Regions from separate parts of the Homo sapiens genome. Here region 2 is linked to region 1. Evidence: read pairs that join two places in POLR2A ChIA-PET (ENCODE). Cell type or tissue: GM12878. All regions are shown on one strand. Links, peaks and the distances in the headings refer to the core of each region. The heading gives the core; the rest is flanking DNA.

Region 1 (8,236 bases), core at 1,505-6,504:
TTATTTTTTATTTTTATTATTTTTTTGAGATGGAGTCTCACTGTGTTGCCCAGGCTGGAGTGCAGTGGTGCGATCTCGGCTCACTGCAACCTCTGCCTCCCAGGTTCAAACAATTCTCCTGCCTCAGCCTCCCAAGTAGCTGGGATTACAGGCACCCGCCATAACGCCTGGCTAATTTTTGTATTTTTAGTAGAGACGGGGTTTCACCATGTTGGTCAGGCTGGTCTGGAATTCCTAACCCTGTGATCCACCCGCCTCGGCCTCCCAAAGTGCTGGGATTACAGGCGTGAGCCACCGTGCCCCATTTTTGTATTTTTAGTAGAGATGAAGTTTCACCATGTTGGCCAGGGTGGTCTTGAACCCCTGCCCTCAAGTGATCTGCCTGCCTTGGCCTCCTAAAGTGCTGGGATTACAGGCATGAGCCACCGCACCCGGCCTGATTGCTCTAATTGTAAAACAGACTCAAGTTTTGTAGAGGGAAACCTCCACAACAAATTTTAATCTTTTTTCAAGAGACAGGGTCTTGCTCTGTTACCCAGGCTAGAGTACAGAGATGTGATCATAGCTCTCTGTAACCTTGAACTCCTGGGCTCAAGCCATCCCTCCACGTCAGCCTCCCAAGTAGCTAGGACTATATAGGTGCCTATATCGGCTAATTTTTTTTTAAGAGATGGGGTCTCACTATTTTGCCTAGGGGTGTCTCGACCTCCTGGCCTCAAGTGATCCTCCCACCTTGTCTTTCCAAAGTGCTGGGATTACAGGCATGAGCCACTGTGCCTGGCCTAGATACTTAATTCTAAGGAATTGCCAGTTTGTGTGACACTGCTCCTCTAGTCGCATGTGTTTTAAGAACCCTTATCTTACAGAGAAACATACTAAAATATGACAGATGTAACAAGGTCTGGGATTTGCTTCAAAATGGAGGGCAGTGGAGGGCAAAGAAGGTGGTAGGTAATGGATAAAAGAAGAATGACTGTAAGTTTATTTTTTTTCTCTGCTGTTTGAATCAGCAAGTATGACCGTAAGTTGATTATTGTACCTGGTAAAATAGAAAATTACCAACTAACACGGGTAAATCCTATTACTCTGTCCCAGAAAGTTGGCAAATTTATATAAAGCTACCCCAGAGGATTCAACCTGCTCCACAGGTCTCTTTCTGATAGATACCAGTGGCAGTCAAATGTGTTACTTTTAATTAAGCAACACGAGAGGTTCAATTCTCACCCAGTTTGCATCCAACCTGTGAAATAAGATCTAGAAAACAGGAATTAAAGTGTATGTTCAACTAACTCACATTCTAACTAGGTGCTAACGTTTAATGGGAACTGATATAGATGAAACCAAGATTGCTCCATAACGGATGTAGCAAACCAAATATACAGCAGAGGAAGCCACAGGCAAACCACTGAGTTCTCTCTCAGCCTGCTGATTCCGACCACCCACCCACTCACTCTTCTCCACCCAGCTTCAGAGGGAAGCAATTAAAAATAAAAGCAGCCTTTACCCAAGAACTTATTAAAGAGCACCTGAGCTCAGAACCAAGTTAGCTCAGTGAACAGTCCCTTCAGCATGTCCAGACCATTATTGTGATTACTGTAGTGAAGAATGATAACCCGAAAGCTTTGAATGACCTTCAGTCATTAGACTGTATTTAACTGAAGCAAAAAAAAGTTACCTTTTCAAAAATTCCTGAAAAATATGGCTTAGATCCAAAAGGCTTCATTTACCAAGAATATTTCAATCTTTGCTATACTACATAGTAAAATAGTATATTTGGTTTAAAGTACATAAACTCAGGTGACAAAGATCCAGATATTGTAGAATTTCAAACTTACCTTCTCTATCTTGCTGCCCTTTTCCATATATTAGAACAAGTTTATTTAGATTTTGGGGACAACTAATTATACCTAGTATATAATATTTCTCACTACTTGACAAAGTATTACCTGTTAGCAAAGCTGATTTCTCCAGTCTCAAGTGAACCAGTTATAGCCATTTCCTAGCCTAGCATGTCAGAATATTTCATAATGTGACTGTCTTGAAAACAAAGATGGTCAACTTTGATTATGTTGCTCCATTGCTGCTTCTCTGACTTAAAGGCCATCAGTTTGACTTCTTGCTGAAAAAGCAATAGAACACCACAATCAGGTTTACTTATTCACTCAACAATCATTTATTGTTTGTGTGCAAGGCACTGTGTTAGGTGCCAAGAGCAGAAGGAAGAAGATACAAATATGAATGGGCATATTCTGCCCTCCAGGAACATACAATCTAAGAGTGATTAATTGCATACAAATAACTGTAATACCAGATAGAATGTGGTAAGTGCCATGGGAGATACTACTATAGGAAGCTTTCTTAGCTCTTAACTTCAAAGACCAGGTCAGGTTTTGTCCTACTGTAGTCTGTGGCAGGCATGAAAAGGCAGCTGAGGGGACCTGCTAGGCTTTGATGAACTGAGCTGCATCTTGGATTTCGCTTCCTCTTCTTTCTCAGCCGAGGTTACGGTGATTAGCAAGGGCAGTTGCTACCACTGAAAGGATAGAAGGAAAAAGGCAAGGGAAAATGATACGTACTAAGATGCACATAGGAGCACTCGATAGTAGTCTATGGACCGGGCCCTGGGTACTGCCATTATAGAGGGAAGGGGAAGAGGAGTGGTAAGGGAGAGAGAACACTGGACTAAGCCTCAGCATTCAGATGTTCCCAGTTACAACACCCTGAACGATCTCTAGGCCTCAGCATTCAGATGTTCCCAGTTACAACACCCTGAACGATCTCTAGGCCTCAGCATTCAGATGTTCCCAGTTACAACACCCTGAACGATCTCTAGGCCTCAGCATTCAGATGTTCCCAGTTACAACACCCTGAACGATCTCTAGGCCTCAGCATTCAGATGTTCCCAGTTACAACACCCTGAACGATCTCTAGGCCTCAGCATTCAGATGTTCCCAGTTACAACACCCTGAACGATCTCTAGGCCTCAGCATTCAGATGTTCCCAGTTACAACACCCTGAACGATCTCTAGGCCTCAGCATTCAGATGTTCCCAGTTACAACACCCTGAACGATCTCTAGGCCTCAGTTTATCTTTGGGATGAGGGAGTTAGACAAAATGATCTCTAAGGTCCTCTACAACTCTCCAATCAATGAAAAGGGGAGAACATTTATAGCATCTTAAACATGGCTTTTTAAAGTCAGTGCTTTTATCCCCCTTTCATGATTTGTAGAAGTGCCCCTAAAAAAATTGTTTTTGAGCTGGGCGTGGTGGCTCACACCAGTAATCCCAACATCTGGGAGGCCGAGGCAGGAGAATCGCTTGAGGCCAGTAATTTTGATACCAGCCTAGGCAACATAGCAAGACCTCTGTCTCTACAAAAAATTCGCTGGGCATGGTGGTGTGCACCTACTCCCAACTACTTGGGAAGCTGAGGCAGGAGGACTGCTTGAGTCCAGGAGTTCAAGGCTGCAGTGTACCACGATTGCGCCAGTGCACTCCAGCTTGGGCGACAGGGCAAGACTCTGTCTCTAATTAAAAAAAAAAAAAATTTAACTACAGTGATCCCCCACTTTCCTGGCTTTGATAGACAAGCAATACAAGAAGGAAGAGTTTTTGTTTTTAACCACAGCTAATGTTTCAGAAGTAAGGAGCTTTGACCTCTGTTATAAACATGGCACCTTTCTGATTTGCTTAGCCTCAGCAAGCCTGATGTACTGTAAACTGACAGCCCAAAGGCTCTCTCAACTGCATGAGTCACTGTTTTGGTTACTAAGAATATCTGAATGAGAAGGTGAAACATTTTGGTCAAAAGTCATCTACATGGCCAGGCGCAGTGGCTCACACCTATAATCCCAGCACTTTGGGAGACCAAGGCAGGCAGATCGTTTGAGGTCAGGAGTTTGAGACCAGCCTGGCCAACATGGTGAAACCCCATCTCTACTAAAAATACAAAAATTAGCCAGGAGTAGCTAGCCGTAATCCCAGCTACTTGGGAGGCTGAGGCAGGAGAATCGCTTGAACCCAGAAAGCAGAGGTTGCAGTGAGCTGAGATCACACCACTGCACTCCAGCCTGGGCAACACAGCAAGACCCCATCTCAAAAAAAAAAAAAAAAAGATCTCTACCGCCTTTAAGTAGCTTATCTCTCAGTTGCAAGGATTTAAGTTCTCCAACAGCTTCGTTGCTTTAAAAAGCTTGAGCAGAACATGAAGAGGCACAGGAAGTTAGGAGGAAAGGCAGAGTGAAGGGACTGTTTTCTAAGCAAAAGCTGCCTCAGAGGGAAAAGGTATGAAAAAGAGATGCAAGCAAAGTAATGTCTGTTACACAGCTTCTTGGCCCTGTGCCTGACAGAAATATAAGATTACCACAAGGAGCAATTTCTGTGACCCCAAAGAGGCCAGCAGAGCCAAGTTCACTTTGCCTACCATTTCACCGTTCCTTTTGTGTGTTGCCAGGGCACTACTTCCAGCCTTGAAACATGGTCTGTCTGCACAGGGAGTTTGGCTTAGTGGCTCCCTTGCTTCTGCCAAGGCTAGACCTGGTCAAGGACTAAAAGGACATGTAACATTTAATCTTTTGGGTACCACACACCCTGTTTAGCCACCCAATTCTATCTCAACTAGAGTGAATAATGCCTTTGGATTCTCCCACAGAACACAGTCATGTTTTGCCCAAATGCCAGTGCTTAAGATAGCAACATTAAACCACAAACTAGGACTGAGGATAAATTGCCAGGTTTATTTTACCCTGTAAGAGCTGGCAAACAGAGCTAAGGAGGTGAACTGCTCTCCCACCTGCAAGAGTTTACAATATAACTCCAAGGAACAGAGTTTGGTTGTATATTGCTATGTCCATGAAATGGCTTGCATTTGGTCTCCCAGTTCACAACGTGGTCAGTGCAGAGGGATAGAAGTGTTGATCTGGCACCACGTGGCGCACCAAAAGGCTCAATTTCACAGACAGCAAATAACTATTCCTGCTTCTAATCTGATTAGCATCTTCTACCCAAACCCATGAAAATACGTTATCAGGGAGATCAAATACAATTGGAATAACTGCAATACGAAAACCAGACTGGCAAGAGCCAGTGGGGATTTTCTGGGTTTGGGGGTGATTGTGGAGGTAGTAGCTTTTAAATGAAAGCTCTTGACAAAATATTTCCTTTCTATCAGCAGGAACTACATTGTACCTGGGGAAAATGGCTTATAAGGTTTCACAAATTGTGCAAAGAAATATATATATTTTGAGATGCCATTCTCTGTTGACATTCTTGTGAAAAGACTTTTAGCTGACAGTCTCATAAATCTTTAAACCATATTAAATGAAGTTGTCACAACACAAGCAAAAAGGGTAATTTTTCTTCTTTTGTCCAGATCAACAGTGTTGTTTTGTACTCTAACTTTTCAGTAGACCTGAAGGGCACCTTTGCTCGCTCATCTCTTCAGTTTGCCCTTTAAAGTGTGTTCTTTATTTCTTTGGCATGCAAAGCTGGGATGGCAGTCCTGTTCCTACATACAAATAACCACCTTCAACATACAGAGGATGAAAAACACCTTCAAGTGTTGGCGTTCAGGCTAAAGTTGAGAACTAGAAATCTACAGAAACTCAATTCATGTTTTTTAAATACTTTATATGGTAAAAATACAGCAAAAATAGTTTTTTGTTCCAAGAGGAAAATATATACTGCTATGGTCACGGTTCTAAGGATGATTTAAGAAGTCTCTGGCTCCTCAACTGTGCACTGTAGTGTAGGCTGACTTCAACCACGGCTTCTCCAGCTTCAGTCATTTATCAAAGCTAAGATCATACTGTGGAAAGAAGAAATGAATGTCACTAATGTTTTCTCAGGAATGTTCCTACAGAGCCTGGTTTGTCCAGACTTGCGTCCCTAAGGTTCACAAAGGAACAATCATTTGAGTAAAAGACAATCATTCATACCCAAAGGAAAGAATATATTAGGATCTTTCATGTCCAAACTTTTTCACTAAAAAAGAGTGACTGGGGGTGGGGAGTTGGGGGAAGTACAACTTAAAACCTATGTTAGGCTATAGTTAAAAAAATAAAAACAAAACAAAACAAAAACAACCTAGCTCAGTTAAAAAAAAACAAAACAAAACAAAAAACACCTATGTCCAGAAAAAAAAACCTTTAAATTCTCTAGCCAGATACATACTGTTCTATGCCTGGAACCTCTTCTCCCCATCCCACCACTCCATCAAAGCAGTAACTTCTTACTCAGGTTTTGTGATTGGCTCTAGGGCACCTCGTTGGGGAAGCTGGCCTCTCAGCCCAGGGCAGTTGCACAGCCTCCTTCCACAGCTCTTCTTCCTGCTGCTGTGGCTTACATGTTGTCTCTACCACTGGACTATGAGCAACTCTTGAGATGAAAGCAGGGCCCAAGCATTACCACTTTCATGTTCTACTAGCAACCGGGCCTGCAATTACCAAGTTCCAAGCTTTTACCGTAGGGGTTCTGTGCTGCTCCTCTGTGTCACTTGCAATGTTGTACACAATGTCTGACACACAGCAGTCACCCAATAAATGCTACGCCACTAAAATTGACACAGTTAACAATAACAAAACCATCCTTTCCTTTGAAATACTGGGATCAGCCTTGCTCTGCTGAAATGAAATGCCTAAAATACACAAAAATATCCTTACATCACTTATGGTATAAATAATTGTCCAAATTCAACCATACTAAATGTACTCAATGCACAGTAAAAATTAATGATAGCAGCTAATATTTTTTAAAGATTTTTGAGAGTTTACTATGGGTCAGCATAAACAAGTGTCTTACATGTATTATCTCAGCCCACATTAAAATGTGATGAGGTAGGTACTATTAATATCATTAATATCCCCTTTTCAGATCAGAAACTGAGGCTCAGACAAGTTAAGAAACTTGCCCCAGGCCGGGTGTGGTGGCTCACGCCTGTAATCCCAGCACTTTGGGAGGCCGAGGTGGGTGGATCACCTGACCAACATGGTGAAACCCTGACTCTACTAAAGATACAAAAATTAGCCGGGCATGGTGGCGTGCGCCTATAATCCCAGCTACACGGGAGGCTGAAGCAAGAGAATCCCTGGAACCTGGGAGGCGGAGGCTGCAGTGAGCTGAGATCATGCCACTGCACTCCAGCCTGGGGGACAGAGTGTGAGACTCCATCTCAAAAGAAAAAAAAAAAAGAAACGAAACTTGCCCCAGGCCACAGTGTAAGTGGTAGAGCCCACATTCCACTAGGCTAGCACCCAATCAAAAAACCAAAAGCATAGATTCCCCCATTCTCTAAAGAAGATGAGCATTTTTTCAAAACTTTAACTCCATTCAACAAGTCCTGAAATGTCAACTAGGTCCAAGGTATTAGGCAAGGTGTGGCAGATGTTAGATACAAAGACAAGTAGCATAAAATCTCTGCAATCAAAAGCTAATGACTTGGTAGTAATAGCAAAACCACTGTTTAAAAACAGCAACCAAAAACCAAGAGAAAAGTGCTACAAGGACATCTTCTGACCCTCTGAACTATATGTAACACCAAAGGGTAACGTAATAGCAATGTGGCTGAAAATGACAGGCTGATAGGGAAGGGAAAGGAAGGGAAGAGAGAAAAGAAAACTGTACAGCCAGTGAAGTACACAGCTGCCCAGGCAAACCAGTTACATGAGTTGCCTATCTTTTATTTAGTTATAAAGAACAATATCTTAAACCTGCCCCAAAATTACATCTTAATTCCTCCAGTCCAACTCCCCACCACTTTATTTTTTCTTTTTTTTTGAGACGGAGCCTTACTCTGTCACCCAGGCTGCAGTGCAGTGGCATGATATCGGCTCACCGCAACCTCCACCTCCCGGGTTCAAGCGATTCTCCTGCCTCAGCCTCCCGAGTAGCTGGGATTACAGGCGCCCGCCACCACACCTGGCCAATTTTTGTATATTTAGTAGAGATGGGGTTTCACCATTTGGGCCAGGCTGGTCTTGAACTCCTGACCTTGTGATCCACCCACCTCGGCCTCCCAAAGTGCTGGGATTACAGGCATGAGCCACCGAGCCCAGCCACTCCCCACCACTTTAAATTCTACGACTAAGAGTTCAGAAACTCATGTACATTTTTAAATCCTAAGACTTTGAGTCTACTAAGCAAGATACCTCCAAGCCTAAATTTACTCTGCAAAGCATGACTACGTGGGCTGTACCTACAGCACCGCCCCCAGGAGATGCCTGCTCTAGTTTACTTTCC
Region 2 (5,000 bases), core at 1-5,000, 55 kb after region 1:
GCAGTGGCGCGATCTCGGCTCACTGCAAGCTCTGCCTCCTGGGTTTAAGCGATTCTCCTGCCTCAGCCTCCTGAGTAGCTGGGATTACAGGCGTGTGCTAACCACACCCAACTAATTTTTGTATTTTTAATAGAGATGGGGTTTCACCATGTTGGCCAGGCTGGTCTTGAACTCCTGACCTCAGGTGATCTGCCTACCTCAGCCTCCCAAAGTGCTGGGGTTATAGGTGGGAGCCACCGCACCTGGCCAAGAATACCTTAATTATTTCTAGAGGCTCTATCTCCAAATGCAGTCATATTCAGAGGTACTGGGGGTTAGGACATCAACATAAGAATATAAGGGAAACACAATTCAGCTTATTGGACTCTGTCCTGTGGCTCCCAAAATTCATGGCCTTCTCATGTGCAGATACATTCATTCCATTCCACAAGCCCCAAAAGTCTTAACTCATTTTAGCATCAACTCTTAAGTCCAAACTCTCATCTCAATATCATCTAAATCAGGCCAGATGCAAGGACTCACACCTATAATCCCAGCATTTTGAGGGGCCATTGGCTTAAGGCCATAGAGTTCAAGACCAACTTGGGGAACATAGTGAGACCCCATCTCTACAAAATGAAAATAGAAATAATTAGCTGGGCATGGTGGCCTGAACCTGTAGTCCTTGCTACTCAAGAGGCTGAGGTGGGAGGATCGCTTGAGCCCAGGAGTTCAAGGTTGCAGTGAGCTATGATTGCACCAGTGCACTCCAGCTGGGTAACAGAGCAAGACCCTGTCTCTAAAAATAAAATAAATAAAAATAATGTTATCTAAATTAATTGGTAATGGCTGAGATTCAAGGTATGATTTATCCTGGGGCAAAATTCCTCTTCATCTATTAACCTGTGAAACCAGACAAGTTATCTGCTTCCAAAATACAGGCATGTGCTATATAACAGTGTTTCAGTCAATGATGGACCTCATGTATGATGGTGATCCCATAAGATTATTACATCATATTTGTACTGTACCTTTTCTGTGTTTAGATATGTTTAAAAACACAATACCATTGTGTTACAGTTGCCTATAGTATTTAGTACAATAATGTGCTGTATAGGTTTGTAGGCACAGTAGGCTATACCATGTAGTCTAGGTGTGTAATAGGCTAGCCCATCTAGGTTTGTGTAAGTATACTCTTACTTATTTTTGTTTTCACACAATGAAAATGCTTAATGATACACTTCTCAGAATGTGTCTCCATTGTTTAGTGATGCACAATTGTACAATGGCAGGACAGGCATAGGTGTAGGTTAGACATTCATTCCTATTCTAAAAGAGAGCAATTGGAAAAAAGAAAGGGTCATGGGTCCCAAGCAAATCTAAAACCAAGCAGGGCAAATGTCATTAGATTTTCAGATGTTAGAATAATCCTCTTTGGCTTGATGCCCTGCCCTGTGGGCTCCGTAGGGTGGTGATCCTGCCCTGTTACCTAGGAGGAGGCAGCCCCACCTGCCGGACCTGTGCCCTCTGGGTTTGTGTTGGCAGTGGCAGCCCTGCCTTCTTTTGAGCCTCCTGAAGGGTCGTTCTTCCCTTTTCTTGAAGGATAACTTGTGTTCACAACTGGATGGTTTTATTGGCCCTGTCCTATAGAATCCTGGAAGTCCAACAGCCTTCCTTAATTTTGTCCCCATCTCGGTCCCTTCAGTCCAAGCTGGCAGTGTTTCTGTTGCTTTAACCCCATGTCTATTCCTGGCTTCTGCTAAGATGGCTGACTGGATCCATAAGTCATATGCTGGTAATCGCTTTAGCAAATTGTTGTCCCCCCACACCCTTGATGTTCTCTTTAGATTATGCTTTTTCATTTTTTACAATATGGATAAACTGAGAATTTTCCAATCTTCAGGTTCTAGTTTCCTTTTTGTTGAACAATTCCTTCTTTATGTCTCTCTATACTGTAAAATTTTACTATAAGCAGCAAGGAGAAATCAGGCCACACTTCAACACTTTGCTTGGAAATGTGAGTGAAATATCTAGATTCATCACTTACAAGTTCTACTTTTAAAACAGTAAAACACAAGTCCTCTGCCACTTCGTAACATGGACTGCCTTTCTTCCAATTTCCAATATCCTGCTTCTCATTTCTGTCTGAGACCTCACCAGAAGCATCTTTAACATTCATATTTCTAATAGCATTCTCTCTCTGTGTGTATATAACTATAGAACCTTCCTGTACAGCTCTTCTCTTGTCTTTCTGAGCTCTTACCAGAATTGCCTTCCGTGTCTTTTTTTTTTTGGAGATGGAGTCTCACTCTGTCACCCAGGCTGGAGTGCAGTGGCGCAATCTCAGCTCACTGCAACCTCTGCCTCCCTGGTTCAAGCGATTCTCCTGCCTCAGCCTCCCGAGGGGCTGGGACTACGGGTGCACGCCACCATGCCTGGCTAATTTTTTGTATTTTAGTAGCGACAGGGTTTCACTGTGTTGCCCAGGCTGGTCTTGAACTCCTGAGCTCAGGCAATCTGCCCGCCTCATTCTCCCAACATGCTAGGATTATAGGCATGAGCCACCACGCCCTGCGGTGTCCATATTTCTAACAGCAGTCACTTCAGAGCCATCTAGGTTTCTTCTAACATGCACCTCAAAACTCTCTGGCCTCTACTACCTAGTTCTGAAACCATTTCTACATTTTAAGGTATTTGTCACAGTAGCACTATACTTATCAATACCAAAATCTGTATTAGGAAGGAAGAAAAGAAGAGAAACTAAGACAGAAAGCTTTTTAAAACAATAGTATACCTCACTTTGGCTACCACTCAGTAGTATTTTTCCTTCCCCTGATCAGAATTTATTTAATGAGTGGTCTAAGGCCAGGGCACAGTGGCTCACACCTGTAATTTCAGCACTTAGAGAGGCTGACACAGGAGGATTGCTTGAGGCTAGGAGTTTGAGACCAGACTGGGCAACATAGCAAGATTCTGTCTCTACCAAAAAAAAAAAAAAAAAAAATTAGCGTGGCATGCACCTGTAGTCTGTCTTAGCTACTCAGGAAGTTGAAGCAGGAGGATCACTTGAGGCCAGGAATTCAAGGCTGCAGTGAGCTACGATTGCACCGCTGCACTGAAGCGTGGGTGACAGAGCAAGACCCTGTCTCTTAAAAAATAAAAATAAAGACTAAACTAAGATTGTTTCTATCCCCGCCACTCACTCCATTGAAATCTGTGAGTTGTGTTTTGTTGGTAACCTTTTTTCTTAGTTGGTGGTATGACTGTTACTCAGCCAGTCACCCAGGTTAATCTGTATGTTGTCCACTTCCTTCTACCTAGCCTTGAATCCCCCTGCCATGTCTATAATAAGTCACCAAGAAGCCTTGCTGTGGTCTCTTAAATATTTCATGATGCCTGTTCTCTCCTTTCCCTACCATTACTATACTAGCCTAATCCAGAGCCTCATTATTTCTTGTCTAGACTACTGTTTCAGTTTTTTTTTTTTTTTTTGAGGTGGAATCTTACTCTGTTGCTCAGGGTGGAGTGCAGCGGGGCAATCTCGGCTCACTGCAACCTCCGCCTCCTGGGTTCAAGTGACTCTCCTGCCTCAGCCTCCCAAGTAGCCAGGACTACAGGTGTACACCACCACACCCTAAAAATTTATTTAAAATTTATTTAAAAATTATTACTAAAAATAATTTTTGTATTTTTAGTAGAGATGTGGTTTCGCCATGTTGGCCAGTCTGGTCTTGAACTCTTGACCTCAAGTGATCCTCCTGCCTTGGCATCCCAAAGTGTTAGGATTATAGGCATGAGCCACTACACCTGGCCTGTTTCAGCTTTTAAACATTCTGCCTACATCCATCTGCCATCTTCTCTTATCCAGGTGTTGGCAAACTATGGCCCTCAAACCAGTTCCTGCCTACCACCTTGTTTTGTATGGCTCATGAGTGAAGAATCGCTTTTACGTCTTTCTTTCTCTCTTTGTTTAATTTTTAATTAATTATTTATTTATTTTTTGGAGACACAGTCTCGCTCTATCATCCAGGTTGGAGTGCAGTGGCTCAATCTCGGCTCACTGCAGCTTCAGCCCCCTGGGCTCATCCTTCTGCCTCAGCCCCCAGATGGCTGGAACTAAGGCACATGCCACCATGCCCCGCTGATTCTTTGTATTTTTTGTAGAGATGGGGTTTTGCCATGTTGCCCAGCTGGCCTTGAACTCCTGAGCTCAAGTGATCCTCTCGCCTCAGCCTCCTAAAGTGCTAGGATTCCAGGCATGAGCCACCGTGCCAGGCCCCAAGTTGCCTTTTTAAATGGTCATGATTTAGTACAATATTTGCCTCATCTAAAACTTTGTGTTTTGAAGTAATTTCACATTTAAGAAAAACTGACCCAGACGAGCTTAGACAACATAGTGAGACCCCCATCTCTGCAAAAAAAATCAAAAAATTAACTAGGTGTGCTGGCACGTGTCTGTCATCGTACCTACTCGGATGCTGGGGTGGGAGGATTGCATGAGACCAGGAGGTTGAGGTTGTGGCAAGCTCTGATTGCACAACTACACTTCAGCCTGACTGAGTGAGACCCTGTCTCAAAAACATAAAGTTTTTTTTTTTTTTGAGATGGAGTCTCACTCAGTCACCCAGGCTGGAGTGTGGTGGTGTGATGTCTGCCCACTGCAACCTCCACCTCCTGGGCTCAAGTGATACTCCTGCCTCAGCCTCCCAAGTAGCTGGGATTACAGGCACCCACCACCATGCCTGGCTGATTTTTGTATTTTTAGTAGAGATGGGGTTTTACCATGTTGGCCAGGCTAGTTTCGAACTCCTGACCGCAAATGATCCGCCCATCTTGGCCTCCCAAAGTACTGGGATTACAAGTGTGAGCCACTGCGCTGGCACAGATTTTTATAAAGAGGAAAATGGAAAAAATAGTACAAAGAACACCCATATACTCTACCTAGAATGTCCCTTTATCCATGCATACTATCTATTCCCTAAGGACAAAGGCTTTTATTATATAACCACAGTTTATTTATT

Evidence for each region. Peaks named below come from ENCODE experiments on the same cell type or tissue, not always from the same donor. Only the 100,000 strongest peaks of a DNase experiment are listed, where the experiment ranks them.
Region 2: POLR2A ChIA-PET joins it to region 1 with 8 read pairs; 8 of 35 experiments call an interaction of 5 or more read pairs at or near these places.

Annotation. Positions count from the first base shown.
Region 1 is chr1:224,373,366-224,381,601 of GRCh38, reverse strand. CNIH4 (cornichon family member 4) reads right to left here. Exons shown (of 5, transcript NM_014184.4): 5 at 2,150-5,807. The coding sequence ends at 5,780. Among named protein-coding and RNA genes, the nearest start is that of CNIH4, 21 kb to the right of the region's middle. RefSeq lists enhancers at 3,546-3,635, 4,006-4,055. In GM12878, for the core only: no CTCF peak of the experiment used is centred there; DNase peaks (open chromatin) are centred at 2,476 and 3,731; H3K4me3 peaks cover 238 bases; H3K27ac peaks cover 1,943 bases.
Region 2 is chr1:224,320,227-224,325,226 of GRCh38, reverse strand. The region is part of intron 2 of NVL (nuclear VCP like); the gene reads left to right. Among named protein-coding and RNA genes, the nearest start is that of NVL, 7.4 kb to the left of the region's middle. In GM12878, for the core only: no CTCF peak of the experiment used is centred there; no DNase peak of the experiment used is centred there.